2 separate regions of the Mus musculus genome follow, and region 1 is linked to region 2. The links are chromatin loops, found by intact Hi-C in ENCODE. Cell type or tissue: heart. All regions are shown on one strand.

Evidence for each region. Peaks named below come from ENCODE experiments on the same cell type or tissue, not always from the same donor. Only the 100,000 strongest peaks of a DNase experiment are listed, where the experiment ranks them.
Region 1: it touches region 2 in a loop (4-fold over the local background); 4 of 42 quality-filtered maps call a loop at or near these places.

Annotation. Positions count from the first base shown.
Region 1 is chr11:116,691,094-116,699,093 of GRCm38, reverse strand. St6galnac2 (ST6 (alpha-N-acetyl-neuraminyl-2,3-beta-galactosyl-1,3)-N-acetylgalactosaminide alpha-2,6-sialyltransferase 2) reads left to right here and starts at 4,434. Exons shown (of 9, transcript NM_009180.3): 1 at 4,434-4,657. The coding sequence starts at 4,536. In heart, CTCF peaks have their summits at 4,365 (motif pointing right) and 7,156 (motif pointing right); DNase peaks (open chromatin) are centred at 3,583 and 4,333; H3K4me3 peaks cover 1,455 bases; H3K27ac peaks cover 1,014 bases; H3K27me3 peaks cover 5,760 bases.
Region 2 is chr11:116,639,406-116,647,405 of GRCm38, reverse strand. Cygb (cytoglobin) reads left to right here. Exons shown (of 4, transcript NM_030206.4): 4 at 414-1,811. The coding sequence ends at 447. Among named protein-coding and RNA genes, the nearest start is that of Cygb, 11 kb to the left of the region's middle. In heart, CTCF peaks have their summits at 3,981 (motif pointing left) and 6,033 (motif pointing right); DNase peaks (open chromatin) are centred at 1,495, 2,665, 3,445, 3,915 and 5 weaker places; H3K4me3 peaks cover 1,019 bases; H3K27ac peaks cover 2,345 bases; H3K27me3 peaks cover 246 bases.

The sequences.
Region 1 (8,000 bases), 52 kb before region 2:
ACAGTGTACTCCTATACAGAAAATAAATAAAAATCTAAAAAAAAAAAAAAAAAAAGAAAGAGAGAGACAGACAGACAGACAAAGAGAAACACGGAAAACCTAAACCGTAACACCTGCCTGCCTATCATTTCTTTGCTTACAGGGAGATAAATCAGCCTCAACTCTCCACTCCAATGCTTCAACTTTGTTGTGAAGGAAAGAGAAGCTTGCATTATGCCTCGAGGCTAGTGACTGGGGACAGAGTGCCAGCCATTGAGATAAAAGGCAGGCAGAAGGGCTTGTGGGAAAGCCGGGTCAGTCCTAAAGCAGCTCAGGTGGGGCCGGAGAGATGGCTCAGTGGCTAAAAGCACTGGCTGCCTTCCCAGAGGACCAGAGTTTGACTTTCTGAAAGCACACTGCAGCCCACACCAGTCGTAACTCCAGTCTCAGGGGATCCGACACTCTTTTCTGACCTCTGCAGGCTCCAGGCATGCATTTGGTCCACAGATAACATAGAGGCAAGGAAATATCCATACACATAAAATAAAAAGATAATTAAGAGGTGCAGTGGGGCGCACACCTTTAATCCCAGTACCAGGAGGCAAAGGCTGGTAGATCTCTTGAGTTTGAAGCCAGCATGGTCCACAGAGTGAGTTCCAGGACAGCCAGGGCCACACAGAGAGACCTTGTCTCAGAAACCATTGCAGCAGCAGCAGCAGGTCTTCAGAGCGCCCCTTTGAAGCTAAGCAGATGTGCAGCTGATGGGACATAGATAGAGACAGGCAGACTCCATGGCCAACAAAGCGCTGTCTGGCAACATCAAAAGAGGAGAGCATTCCAGGCAGAGATTGTGAGGATCTCAGAGTTGAATTCACGGGCAGGTGTGTCTGGATGACACCCAGAGAACACCGGATCCACTGGTAACAGAGGCTCAGCCACGGTGACACTGCGGCCACGGAAGACAGCTTCAGAGACAAGAGGACAGGGAACAGACTGGGAAGAAACAGGGTCGCTAAGCTAAGAAGAGCCAGCCGAACAGTGTGCTGTCTGCCTTTTAGCTTCTGAGGACGAGACATCGCTTGAGGATGTTGTCGTTATCATCACATTTCGTGTATGTGGACATGTGTGTACATCTATACAATGCCATGACGTAGACTGTGGGGTGGCTGGGAGTTGGTTCTCTCCTTCCACTCTGTGCGTCACAGGATTTGAACTAGGGTCGTGAGACTCGACACCTTTACCCACTGAGCCGGCTCAGTGGCCCTGCACTTTATGAACTGGGGTCAGGACTCCACCGGGGTTGTGTGGAGGGAGTGGCTGCTAAAGCAAAACCTGAGTCTCTGGAGGACACACAGCAGGGGCGGGGTGGGGTTAGGAGGCTGGATTTCAGAGCCTGGAGGATTTCAGAGCTGGATTTCAGGCCACAGGTGTGAGCAGGAACCAGTGGGAAGACAGTTCTTAACCATTAGTCACACCTCTGAGGACAGACACATCCGCCCTTTTGTTCCAAAGTTGCCTAGTCAGTAAACAACCTAGGAGGATGAAGATGGCGCCTTCCTCTGGAGCAGGGGCACATTTTGGCCCGTTGAGGGGAGGGTAATAAGGCTCTCTCTGTCCAGCAAATGCACGTGTGCTCACAGCTGGCAGGTCATTCAGTATCACGCGTCCCTCTGTGCAGAGTTCTTGGTCTGTGCTGCAGGCTCCTTCACCTCTCTGCCTTATCCCGTTGGGCTTGCAGGCTCCTTCGCCTCTCTGCCTTATCCCGTTGGGCTTGCAGGCTCAGAGACCCAGCATGAGGAGGCCAATGCTGCCTATTTTGTAAATGACACTCTCATCCAGGAGTCTTGTCTTCTTGACCTGAGTCTTGAACCTGTGCCTGGCTAACCTGTCACCTGACCAGAGGGAAACATCTCAGTAGTGAGGGGCATGCAAGTTAAAACAGGTTTGCGCTTTCGTTTCTGAGACAGGGTCTCACTATGTAGCCCTGGCTGTCTTGGAACTCACTATGTAGACCAGACTGGCCTCTAGCTCTCAGAGATCTGCAGGTCTCTGCCTTCCAGCACTGAGATTAAAGGTGTGTGCCACTGTACCCGGGCTTTGTGGTCTTTATTTGATTGCTGTTTGACACAGGGTGTCTTAGTGTCATGTCTTTGCTAGGATAAAGTACCCTGAATAAGACCAAGGAAAAAACCTGGCTTCCAATCCAGGTTGCAGTACAGGACTGAAGGGAGCCAAGGAACCCGAAGCAGCTAATCTGAGACATTAACTCATGTGGACCAAGTCAAGGTCAGGCCGGGCTACAGAGCAAGTACCAGGCAAGCCAGGGCTACCTGTGTAGCCCTTGCCTCAAAAAAAGAAAGAAAAGAAAAAGGAAAAAAAAGCCAACCTGGATCTAGGCAAGCTCTGCTCCAGACTGATCCCATTAACAGTTAACAGTAACCACTGGGTGGAGTCTCACGTATCCCAGGCTGGCCTTGAATACTCTTAAGTAGGCAAGGATGTCCTTGAACTTCTAATCCTCTTGCCTTTCCCTGTACAGATGTATGCTACCATAACTGTGGTACTGGGGGTTGACATAGAGCTTTATGAGTTCGAGGGATGCATGCTACCAACTGAGCTAAATCCCCAGCCCGATGCTCACTCCTGTTGAAAGAATGGCAGAGACAAGAGAGAACTTGGCAGGATGTTCCAGAGTCACTAGGAAGCAGAACCGGAGCGGAAGCCAACCAAGACTTGGGCAATGGCTGGCGAGAAGTGAGCGGAGCTGGGTTTCTGGTGGTTCGGTTCTGTTTTGAAATGAGTGGGCACGTGGGGGCAGGGAGTGCTGCAGCGCAGATCCAAGCATGAATCTGTGTAGAACTTTGGTTGGGTGGAAAGCCAAGCCCGCAAGTGGATTTGTGCTGCTGCTGAGACAGCAGCACAAATTATGACCTGGAGAGCATAAGCTCCTGAGAAACCTGAGGTGTCAGGACAGACTGGATGGGAGGAGTGAGGATGCTTTGGTCCAGGAAGTGTTGCTATGGGACACTGTAAAAAAAAAAAAAACATAGACCTACATCATTAACATGGATGGGGGGCAACTCCCACGGAGGAGGAGAGAGCGAGCATCCCCAGGAAGGGAAGAAACTGTACAGGGTTAAGTAACAGCAATTTTGACAAAGGAAGAGCGCAAAGATTGAAAGGAAAAACTGGAAATCAGGGGCCATCAAAATGGCTCAGCAGATAAAGCCCAAGGTCCCGAGTTCAATTCCTGGGACAAACTTGGTAGAAGGAGAGAACGAGATCTTCTACAAATTACGTGTGCCTGCACATCAACAAGTGTATGGACATGGAGAATAAAACAAAACGTGAAAGCACAAATTCTTAGCTGTGGCCATTAGCACCACGACACTTTCAGCTCGGGAACAAAGGGCAGGATTGATTTGATTGGCTACACTCCAGGGACTCCGTCCTGGCCCACACAAGACTGGGTCGCAGACTGAAGAAGCTGCTCTTATCCACAGACCCAGGGTCTGACACTGGGCAGATACCAATTCGTGAACCCCAATTTTCTCAGCTATCAGACCAGATTAAAGCTTGGGGAGCCGAGGTCCACTCTCCCAGACTATACTGAAGAACACACCACCGATGGCTCACAGACAGAAAGGGCTCTGCTTCCAAAGAGCAGGCCAGTTTCCCCAGCCCCGGGCGATGTTGATGCTCCACCTCTCCCAGTCTCTCCGCCTCTCAGGCCAAGTCTGAGCAGCGCATGGAGAGGCCTGGCTTTTCTGCGTGTTGCCAAACAGAGAGGTAACAACCATCACCGCGGGCTCCCTGCGTGACGTCCTCCATCTCAATGGGTAGTCACCAAATAAACAGATGACAACCTAAGCCCCTTAGTGCACCCCACGGCCGGCGGCTCCCTACCTGAACCCTCCACCTTTAACCCCAAATCCAAGCTAAGGGGTTTCCTTCCATTATTTGAATATACTCTTCTGCAAGTACATAAGGTACAAGAGCCTTAACCCATCAAGTCCTCGGTCCTTGTGAGGGAGCCGGCCAGATTGTTTCACAGCTGCCAGCCACCGGCTTCTGGTCCAGAAACCTGGGGTGGACATCCCTAAGCGCACAGTGCTCAATCAGGGCAGCAGACAGCCTTGTCTCCTCGTGCCCTTCCCACCCTTCACTGCACATGCTTGCCCTGGACGGTGAGAACCGTACATCCCTGCCCGACTCTGGAATAGGTACATCCGGGGTGTGGCTCTCGTTGGAGAGCAGCCTCAGGGGTAGCCGCCATCGAAGTCCCCCGGGGACAGCCCTGGAACAGCGCTCGCGGCTCCAGCCATCCGCAGCTGCACGACGGCCTTAGAGACGCTCAGTCTCTGGAGTTGCTGCGACCTAAGGCCTGGCGAGGACACAGGGGGGAGCTGCAGGACCCGGAGGCGCGCGGCAGCCCGCCCTGGGCAGGGCGGGGCAGAGCAGGGCCGCCGCCTCCGCGGGTCCCACTGGGACGGTCCTCTCCGGCCGGGGGCTCGGTGAGCAGGGCGGCAGACGGGGCGCACCCCGGCCAGGCTCACATGGACCTCCCGCGCCGCTGGCTCTTTCGGATGTTGTTGCTCGTTGCCACCAGCTCTGGGATCCTCCTCATGCTGTACTCCTCGGCGGGGCAGCAGTCCCCTGAGACCCAGGTTCCCGCCAGGTAAGCGCTGCGGGGCGCTGCGCCCAGGGCGCGGGGAGGGCGTGCGCTCCCAGCTCTCCGGACGCCCGCGGACACCCTGGAGCGACTCGAAGCGGCGACGCGCCTTTTGCCGCCTTAATCTCAGGCTGCCTCCCGGACCCTGGGGCCTTTGCTCGGTCCGGAGCACGCTGGCGACCCTGGCGTTTTTGGTGAATTCCGTCCAGGCCTAATTGGGAAGCTCCCTGTTGCCACTTTCTTCCTGGATCCACTTTTAGGGTGGGGACTCAAGTCCCCTGTTTTTCAACTTTGTCCTTCTCTTCAGGTGGCCAGTCTCCTACTGCTTGGCTCACTCCTCACTCTGGACTCTGAGCTCAGGCCTACCTGCACCTGGCTCCCTTTTACCTGGATCTATTATTTGTTTGAGTAGTTAGCTTGATAAGCTCCATCTGGGCATGGCCCTGGGGAAATGCAAACTCCGTCTGGAAACACACAGAACTTGTTTTGAGCCTCCACCTGGCTCACTGAAGGAGCCTCGAGAGGGTTTAGCTTTATTTCGGGGAGGTGACCTAAGCCATACCTAGAATCTGGGCTTGGGCGAGGGGGTCCGGAAAAACGCACAGCGCAGCACGCAGCTTCTGCACACTCCTGAGCAAGCCTTGATGGGATGAGAACAAGTGGGTATCTAGTGTCTGGCTGAAGGACACACATCAGTCGCAAAATAACAAACCACTGAGTCTGGTCCCCTTAGCTGGCAGCGCTGAGGCTGGCAACATCCTAGAAAGGGCCTAACATGACTTCACACGGGAGGTCGGTTACAGTTGGATCACACCTCATCAGAGCTTTTCCTTTTTAAACAATATCGCTATTATTTCTTTTATTTTTGAGGTCATAAGTACTTGGTAGCCCCTTTTCTTTTCCTCCCTCTGAAGTCTCCTATATACTCCTCCTTGATGTTTCAAATTGCTGGCCCCCTTTTAAATTTTTAATTGTTGTTACATGCATATGTATATATGTACATATATGTATATACACACATATATAATGCATATATGTATATGTGAATACATAATATATACACATATACATACACACACATATATGTATGTATGTGTGTATATATATGTGTGTGTATATATATATATATATATATATACATATATATTCCTAAATATAGCCTGCTCAGTCTGTATAATGTAGTTTGTACATATGCTTTCAGGGCTGACCACTTGGTATTGGATAGCCAGCTGGCGTGCCCTCTCCTGTGGAAGACTGCCTCTGCCGCTCTCAGTGTTCTGAAGTTGACTGTAGTTCTTTGTGAAAGGGGTAAAAGCCCCAAGGTGTCTCCCTAGTGCATCTGGCAAAACCTTTTTCCTTCTCAGGAGAACTTTCTTCCTTTCAAAATCTGATTTGAGGGCTGGGGATATAGTTCAGTTGGTAGAGTGTTTGCCTTCCATGGATGAAGTCTTGGGGTTTGGTACCCAGTACTAAAACTAAGACAACAACCCCTGACAACATCTGCTAGGAACTGAAAGCCTGTCCTTTTCCTTGTTTTTGCTGGGGTTTGCTACAGTACAGTAAAACCTGGGTGTGAGGGAGGAAGGGGCAGGTTAGGGTTCAACCTGGCTGTAGGAGGAGGGTAGGTAGTCCAGCAAGGTAAGTGGCTTTCTGAGTATGGCCAGAAGATGAGCATCCTTGTGATCAGGGCCAAGTGACAGTCAGGTAGGAGAGAGGCTGGGCCTGCAGTGTCCAAGGGGGCTCTCACTGCATCTTAGGGGGGATCTAGCCATCTATTCACAGAGAATTCTCCGATCTGGGAACTTTTTAAAATTTTTGTAGCCAATGTTTTAAAATTAAATTTGTTCTTTGAAGTTTTCATATGTCACCAGGGCAGTGGTGGCGCACGCCTTTAATCACAGCACCCAGAAGGCAGAGGCAGGTGGATCTCTGAGTTCCAGGCCAATCTGGTGTACAGAGTGAGTTCCAGGACAGCCACCGCTACACAGAGAAACCTAGTCTTGAAAAACCAGGAAATAAAAAAAAAGAAAGACAATTCTATCCTTGAATATAACGTAATCTAATCACTCTTTCCCCTCCTCCTCCCGCTCTTAGGTCCCACTCATCCCCACCACTGTCACGCAGACGAATGAACACATTCACACACAGCGCACATAGACACACACACTCTATGCTTATTTTAAAAATTAAGTTAAATATATGTGGGTTTACTTTGTTTCTTCATTGTGAGACAGTACGTAGCTCATAAAACTCAAACTGGCCTCAGACCTGCTATGTAGCAGAGGGTGGCCTTGAACTCGTGATCCTCCAGCTTCTGCCTCTAGAGTGCTAGAATTACAGCGTGCTGCCATACCTAATGAGCACCCTTAGCTTTATGAAAACATGCGTTTTTTTTTTTTTAACTTTTTTTTTAGAGATGTTCTTTTTTTTTTTTTAAACTCTTTTTTATTTATTTATTTATTATATGTAAGTACACTGTAGCTGTCTTCAGACACTCCAGAAGAGGGCGCCAGATCTCATTATAGATGGTTGTGAGCCACCATGTGGTTGCTGGGATTTGAACTCTGGACCTTCGGAAGAGCAGTCGGGTGCTCTTACCCACTGAGCCATCTCACCAGCCCGAAAACATGAATTTTTGTGCTTATTTCTAAGGCTGCAAAGTCTTCATAGAGGCGTATGGGTGCCGACCTCCCTTTAAGGAGCCCTAGGTAGCAGGAAGAATTTGGATTCCTGAGAGAGGGCCATGAAACCACCAAAGCCAGGGAAGTTGGAAAGTACCGTTAGGCCTTGGGTGAGGGACATCAGGGTTCAGGAGAGTCCCCACTATCAATAGCCCATGGCAGTCACTCTTGTCCTAAGTCTGGCAGTTTCTCTTTGGGGGTCACAGGCCTGTTGCCTGACAGTTACTACAGAGTAGGGATAGGGCAGAGAGGCGAGCTGGGAATCTATCAGACCAGTGTGGATGTTTGTCATGCTCCTTCCAAGTAGCACAGGCTGAACAGGGTCTCAGCTCCTTAGAGGAGGGCGGAGCTATAGGATTATAGGGGTGGACATCTGGCTAGTCGAGGGGGCAGGGAGGAGCAGGGCAGGATCATCCCGTGTCCCTTCAAGATCTTACTAGAGACCTGGGAAACAACGGAAGGGAAGCGCAGGTCACAAGCGCCACACTGGCTCAGCCAGCTCAAGACGCACAGGAGACCTTTGTTTCCCAGGCAAACCTGCAGGTCCAAAGTCCTCCCGTGACCCCTGCCTCCCAGATGCCGCTGGGGTAATAAAGGAGAGGCGCATCTGGCCACCGTCCTCTGAACAGGCTTCCTCCGCTCCCTCCCTCTGCCCTGTGGCATCACAG
Region 2 (8,000 bases):
AAGACATTACCACACAGAAGCCAGGGAGCACTCGCTCTGCTGCGCCAAGCAGCACAGCCTATTTCCAGATGAACGGAAAACAAGTTCAGGCTGGCTCTCCCTGTGACATCGTAGAGTGTGTGACATCGTAGAGTGTGTGAATCGCTTCTGTCCTCAGTGGGCAAGCATATACGACGCCGGTCGCATTTTAGAGGGACAGATCCAGGCCCCTTGTGGGCCACCCAACTGGCTTGAGGTAGCACAGTGAGGTTGGAGGTAATGGGGGGTTGTGCAGCGGTGTTGGGTCTCTCAGCAGAAAGGGTCCCATCCCAAGACCCCCAAGTCACCTCTCCCGGTACCTCAGGTGTCCCATCATCCACCTTTCCCCACTGACCCCTGTAACCTGTTACCTTCATCTCCTGTCTCATCCACAGCCCACCAGCCACTCTGCCCTCTTCAGGGCCGTAAGACCCCTCCCAGCTCCCCCCTCCCTGGCAGCACTTTGGGCAGAAGGCCGACTTCTGAAGACACGCATTGACCTTCCATTTCTGGGTGCCAAGGAAGCTGGAGGAACCCCTGACTCGACTTCCCGAAAGGAGGCCTTCATCATGGCTGTGGTCCCCCCAGGCTACTGGGAGGTGGGGCTGGATCCCTGGATGCTGAATCTAGCAGAGGGGAATCCCTCTGCCTCACAGCAGGGGCACACTCTTCTTAGCTTTTTCTACTGACTGTTAGAGAGGGACCTGGCAAAGTGGCCGGTGGGAAGCGAGGACAAGCCCGTGAGTCACTTCAGAAAGGAACTATCCCTGCTTCACTCTGCCCGCCAGCATGCAGGTTCTCCTCGCCATCTCTAGAGCATCACGCACACACATCTACCATATACACAGATATATTCTATATACTATCTATATATAAATATATATAACACACACGTACATATCTATCGAGTGCGCCTGCAGGCCCAGAAGCCTAGGTCTTGCCCAGCCGTGGGAGGCCAGAAGAGTCCTGGCCATCTTTCTGGGCAGCTCTACCGGGAGCAGGGTGAAAGCTGGCAACAGCACAAGAGGAGGGGCCAGGTGGGAGAGTTGGGGTGAGTCAGCTTGCTCCTACAGCTCAGTGCCCTGCATTCCTGCCCTACCCCCACAAAACAAGAGAATCCCAGAGCTTGGGAGGCGGAGGAAGGACAATCGTTGCGTCTGAGGTCAGGTGGTCATCTACCTGGTCTCCACGGTGGTGAGTTTCAGGCTAGCTGGGGCTACACAGGAAGACCTCGGGTCAAACGGAAGAAAAAAAAAAAACATAAAGATCTGGCTCCCCTCTCCTCTCCTCCCCTCCCCTCCCCTCCCCAAGGGTTTGCCTGACTGGCTTGTCCTGGAAAGGGCAAGGATCAGGGCACACACCAAGAGTTCAGGAGATCCCAATGGGATGTTGGCCAGTGTATGTGTCCGGTATATGGGGGTGGGGGTGAGGGGCAGCCTCAGTGTGGAGCCCTAGAATGTCAGCCTCACCTGCTCACTTCAGACAGCAGCCAGGCCACAGGACGGGGGCTGTCCTCACACCCCTCAGCAGACCAGGGCCTCTCTCTCCTGCCCTCCTCTGGGGCCACCTGCTCACCCTCTCCACATAGTCTCCTTAACATTGCTGGGAACCCCGTGTGTACCCCTTGGTCACGTGTACTGTCCTGGAAGATGTCTTACTGCTGTGGCTACCGTGCCTGCGTCCCCTCTGGTCCCACCCTCGCACAGCCTTCCTGTAACTGCCTGTCTTTTGTAGTTTCTGATGTTTGTAACCAGATCCAGCTGTGTCATTAAACCAGGTCTGTTCTTCCTGTCTCTGGCCTCTGCTTGATCTTTTCCTCCTGGACCTGCCGTCACCCCTCTCTCCCCTCAGCAGTTCTAGCTAAGGGTGGTTTCATTGAAAACAGTTCCATTGAGGGAACCCCTTCCCTTGTGCTGGCTCTAGCTGCTCCTGGGTGGGGCACTCTGAGTTGGACTGTCGATTGCTCAGAGGCTAAGAAAAAAAGGGCAGAAGTTGGATTTTATAGGAGCAAGGGATGGGTCTGTCTTACTAAAACTTCAGAGAAGCTAGGACTATCTGGTTTAGAGCTTTCTTGGGAGGTTGAGGCGGGGTGGGGGTGGGGGTGGGGGTAAGTCACAAGTTTAAAGCCAGCCTGAGCCACTTAGTAAGTCCTTATCTCAAAATAAAAAATAAAGAAAGCTGAGGGTCCAGCTCAGGGCAAGAACATTGGCCTGGCCATACCCAGGCCCTAGGTTTAATCTCCAGAAATAAATAAATAAATAAATAGATAAATAAATAAATCAGTGCCTTTTGGATTTTGTCCAGGAAATCTGGCAAGGACAGGGTCAGTGTGGGATAAAGGGAGTGTTGTCAGAGCTGGGCTTGGTAGCACACATGTGTCATCTGAGCACCCACCAGACGGGGAATGGAGGATTACAAGTCAGAGGACAGCCTGGGCTACATGATAAGCCCCTGCCTCAAAAAGGGGTGGGGTGGGAGTACTGTCCAGCTGTCCATGCAGACGGGCCCTGGTCGTGTACACTAGTGACATAGCCAAAAATTAAACCTCAACCTTCTAGGCCTGCGCACAGACATTTCACTCGAGATGCTGAATAGGCCCCGATGCTTCCGGGATCAGCCCTTGGGTACAGCAGAAAAGGAGCCCTGCTGGAATTAACCTTCAACCCTAAGCTCTCAGCCCAGAAACTCTTCCCAAGCCCCGCTGAGCAAGGCCTGTCCATCCCCCCATAGCAATGGTCACAACAGCAGCATCAAGTCTCTGAGGAGAAACCAAGGAGGTCACCATAGGGAGGGGTACAGGAGAACCGGAAACCGCTTCTGCCCCTTGGGAGGGCTTCAGGCTGTCTGAGAGGACTCAGCTAACAAGGGGAAAAGTCTTGTCTCCCAGTTCCTGCACTTGAATGTAGGCCGCTCCTCTCTTCATCTCCTGGGCGCCTGGCACAGCAGAGAACTCGCTGGAAATCCAAAGAATAAATAAATAGCAGTCTTAGAAAGCAACACAAACACACGGGCCAAGAGTGAGCCGGGAACCGGAGGAGGATGCAGGGTGCTGAGAGGGCAGCGCAGGCCAGGCCTTTCCAGAGAGAGAGCATGCCAGACTGGTGGCCTCCGAGTTCACACTCAGTCGGCGGCGCTGCTGTGTGACTCTGGGCAAGAGAGCAAATCTTTCAGAGCTTCCATTTGAAAATAGGAAGCCCGGTGTGGTGATGCTCCCAACACTGGAGAGGCCGAGGAAGAAGGACTACAAAGCAAGACACAATGTTAATTCCTTTAAGCAAAAGTCGGCCTTGCAAGACAGTGGGAGGAGCATGGGGGCGGGGTGCAAGAAAGGTGTTCGGAACGGGGCGGGCTGGCCAGACTCTGAGAACCAGGAGAGCCGAGGACAAACTGAGCCGCTGAGCAGGAATCCCGTGAGAGACACTGGGAGGAGATGGAGAAGGGTGGGGGGTGTACCATGGCAACAAGAAAAGGCCGGGAGCCTCTGAGCCTCCTGATCCCTGAGGTCCAGCCAGAGCTGGTTGGTGGAGTGTCAGCAGGTCAAGATAGAGCGTCATCTCCGAAAAGGCCTCCCCACACAAGTCTTGAGAATGGCGTGGGTGGAAATCTGGAGCTATCCTGGAACCTGCTATTGAGAACTCTCCCTGATCCCTACCTTCTAGAGAGGACGTGCACCATCACCCCCCACGGACCGGGGATGCTGAAGGAATAGGGGGGGGGGGGTGCAGGCGACTCCTGGTTTTAGGCCTGTGCAGGGACGATGCCTGGGCTTTTGTCCTGTGTTCTACAAGTAGTCAGCCTTCTTAGTGAGAGGCAGAGCAACTGGGTCAGCTCCCCCTGGCGAGATCAAGCTGAGAGCCACGGGGGGTGTGGGCATCGAGCGAGCGGGGAGCATCACAAGGAGACTGCCACCTCTTCCCTGACAAAGAGGCCCCCAGTACAGCTCCACAGCGACCCCTGCTGGCACTATCCAGGAACTTCATCCAAGAAAGCATCCATCTCTAGCCCGCCAGCTTCCTGGCTCCACATTACACCATAAGGGAGGCAGCCTTACTGGGACCTGAGATGATGCAGACTCCAAGAGCTTTCCTCAAGCACAGGAATCTCAACACAATGCAATAAAAAGCAGAAGATGCAGAAAAAACAAAAACAAACAAACAAACAAACAAAAAAGGGCTGTGGTGACCCTTGCTTAGAAACGCAGGCAGATCCCTGGGGCTTGCTGACCAGCCTTGCTTAACTGATGAGCCCCAGGTCCCTGGAGGAAGACTGTGTCTCATAACAGAAGTGGGTGACTCCAGAGAGACTATATCTGAGGTTGCCCTCTGTCCTATACACAACAAAAGAAATGAGAGAAGCTGGGGAGAGGGGATGGCGAGGGTGGGGGAGAACACGGAAGCCTATGCAGCACTCGGGGAGGCTGACAAAAGGGGACCACTTTAAACGCAAAAGCAGCCTAGGCTACAGTAAGACCCTGTCTCAAAAAACCAAACAGGAAACTTTGCAGTTGGCTTTTGTCAACTTGACACAAGCTGGAGTCATCTGGGGAGAGCCTGTGGGCAAGCCTGGGTGACATTTTCATGATTAGGGATTGGTGTGGAAGGACCCCGCCCACTGTGAGCAGTGCCATCCGCCTTCAGTCCCAGCTCTTGGGAGGCAGAGGCAGGTGGATTTCTGAGTTCAAGGCCAGCCTGTTCTACAGAGTGAGCTCTAAGACAGACAGGGCTACACAGAGAGACTCTCTATCAAAACAAAACAAAGAAAAAGCAATGAGAAGAAAGCAGACTGAGTAAGCCATGAGGAGCCAGCCAGGAAGCAGCACACTCCACGACCTCTGCATCAGCTCCTGCCTCCAGGTTCCTGCCTTGACTTCCCTTTATTGAACTGTTGGTAGCTTTAATTTTTTTAAATATTTATTTTATTTATTTTATGTATATCAGTATACTTTAGCTGTACTGATGGTTGTGAGCCATCATGTGGTTGCTGGAATTTGAACTCAGGACCTTCAGAAGAACAGTCAGTGCTCTTAACTGCTGAGCCATCTCACCAGCCCTTGATTTCCGTTTATGAAGGATTGAAATAAACCCTTTCCTCCCCAGGTTGATTTGGTCATGATGTTTATCAGAGCAATAGAAAGTCAACTATGGCAGGCGGCCTCACCTTAGGGGCTGGCCAACATAAATAATCCAATGCTGTTCTCCATTGGCACGTTGCCTGTAAACAAGAGGGGATCTGCTGTGCCCCAGGCCTGCCCAGGGCAGGGAGAGTAGAAGTTCTGCTGGGCCTTAACCAAGGTGCCCAGTTTGATGCAACCAGGTCAAAGGGCAGTTTAGGAAGACAGCAACAACAGACTTCAGGCCTGCCTGTGTGGCTTTGGCTTCATGCTCTTCCAGCAGCCTGGGAAGGTGACCTGTGCCTGTTTCACCAACAGCTTCAAGGAGGCCCAGGAGCTCAGCTGGCAACACCTATGGCTGCCACCTTCAGACCTTGCCAAGAACTGAGAGTGGTGCCCAGCAACCTGGCCCATATGCTGGCCTCTCTGCCAGGGCCTCCGTACAGCTGTCCAGCAGAGCCCATATTTCTCTGTTTTCAAGGAAAGGACAGTCTAACACCTCACTCTTCCTCGGTACCCCAATCTCAGTACATCCACTCTGCCCACGTTTAGATGCCACTAAAGTGCATTTTTAGAAAGAGCAGGAGGAAGGAAGAAAGGAAGGAAAGAAGGGAGGGAGGGAGGAAGGGAAGGAGAGAGGAAGGAAGGAAGGAAGGAAGGAAGGAAGGAAGGAAGGAAGGAAGGAAGGGAGAGAGAGAGGGAGGGAGGAAGGGAGGAAGGCAGGAAGGCAGGAAGGCAGGAAGGAAGGAAAAAAGAAAAAGAAAGTGAGAGAGAGAGAGACCTGCATAAGTGTTTGTTTTCTTCTTGGAGACACAACAGCTTTGCAAAGTCATTAAGACCAACAACCAAACATGGTACCTCCTGTTGTCCATGTCCCATGCAGGGCCCGAGGAGGCCAAAAGAGGGCGCTAGATACCCTGGAACTGGAGTACAGACAGGGGTGAGTAGCGGGAACCAAACTGGTTCTTTGCAAGAACAGCAAGTGCTCTTAACCACTGAACCATTTCTCCAGTCCCAGGTGAGGGGCTTTTGTGGCCTGGAATCAAGCCCGTGGTCTCCTCAGTCACAGAGACCCTTACCTGACCGATCCCACTGGAGTCCTCATTCTTCACAGTTTGATTCTCTTCAGCCTCAGCTCTCTCCCCACCACAGGGCAACAACCCCTGACCCATCTTCTCACCAATGGAGGTGGTGCTGTTTCTCTCAGGCTGCTCTGACCTCCCTTCCAGAACCTTCCTTCACAGCCTTTCTGTGAAAGTACGTTCTTTGGGTGTTTCGAGAACAAGCCTGGCTGAGTACTGTGGTGGCCATACCTTGGGAGACTTGAGGGGATGAGCTCACCCCTCAAGACCCTTGGTCCTAATGCCTCACCTTTGACACTTGGGGCTTGCTGCTGCAAGGTCATGTGACCAGATTCCCAAACACATGGCAGAGAAGGCCGATGTTTAGACAGAGGGTTAGCAATGGAGATGGTAAGAGACAGAGACAGCACATCCAAGAACGGTTTTCTTTGTCTTTTTAATATTTATTTATTTATTTGAGACAGGATCTCACTGTGTCTTCACTGGTCCAGGTTGGTCTTCAACTTTCAGCCCTTCTCCCTCAGCCTCTGAAATGATAAGATCATACAGACCCTCCATGACATTCAGCTTTGAGATTAAATTTTGAGGCTGATTTAACATGTTTCCTGATGTGGGGTGGGGGTGGGGGTGACAGAGGAGAGCAGAGGTGACTTCGGGCTTATCATTTCCAAGGGAAATAGCCAAATAGCCATCAAGAGCGGGTCTGCGCATGAGTTCCGTGCAGTTGGATCCTTCATCCCAACACAAGCATCTCAGAGGTGCAAAGGCTGGGATTTCAGCTCAGGACCGGATGGGATCAACGAGGAGACCAGAGGAAACCATGTCCTCTTCTGGGAGGGGGGGAGGAGGGAGAAGGAGGACCAGGGAGAGGGCAGAGGCCCTGAAGCTGTGTTAGAGCTTAGCATCTACTGCTTTGCAGACAGATGGCGGGGTGGGGACCTTAAGCCCTGACAAGGCTGCCTTGGAAGAAAGCCTTCGTGGGGGTGGGGGGCAACGGTGGTGAGAGTACAGAAGAGATGAGCCCAAGAATACATGGATGGTGTCAGGGGGCAGTCTGCACCAATAAGAAGCCTTGGTCTGCACCAATGAGAGCCTTGGTCTGCACCAATGAGAGCCTTGTCAAGAAAGGGTGGAGAAGAATCAGATGGAAAGAGGGCAAGGGGCGTCCATAGGAAAACAAGAGGAGTGCCCTGCCCATGTGGGCACTGATCAAATGTGCTAAGCACTGGGATATATGTCTTACCATCTGGGGATCTAGGGAGCCCAAGATCAGGGGACCAGCATGTTTGCTGTGTGTGCAGTGGGAACACTTTCTAGTTCATGGATGCTCCTTCCCTGTGACCCTGATCCGCCTGCCTTCATCTTCCCAAGTTCTTCCATTGCAGGCGTGCACCACCATCCCGGGTTTCAGGGGCTCTTTCATAAAGGCCCCGATCTGCCCATCATGATGGCTCACACCATAATTCCTACAATTTGGTAGACTTGGGTGAGAGGATTACCACAGGTTCCAGGCCAGCTTGGGCTACCTAGTGAGTTCTAGGACAGTCTGGGCTATATAGCAAAATGCTATGCCTTAGCTAGGGTTACATTGCTGTGAAGAGACACCATGACCAAAGCAACTCTTATAAGGACAATATTTAATTGAGGCTGACTTACAAGTTCAGAGATTCAGTCCCTTATCATCATGGCAGGAAGCAAGGTAGCATCCAGGAAGGCCTGGTGCTGTAGGAGCCAAGAGTTCTCTATCTTCATCAAACAGAAGCCGGGAGCAGACTGTTTTCAGACAGCTA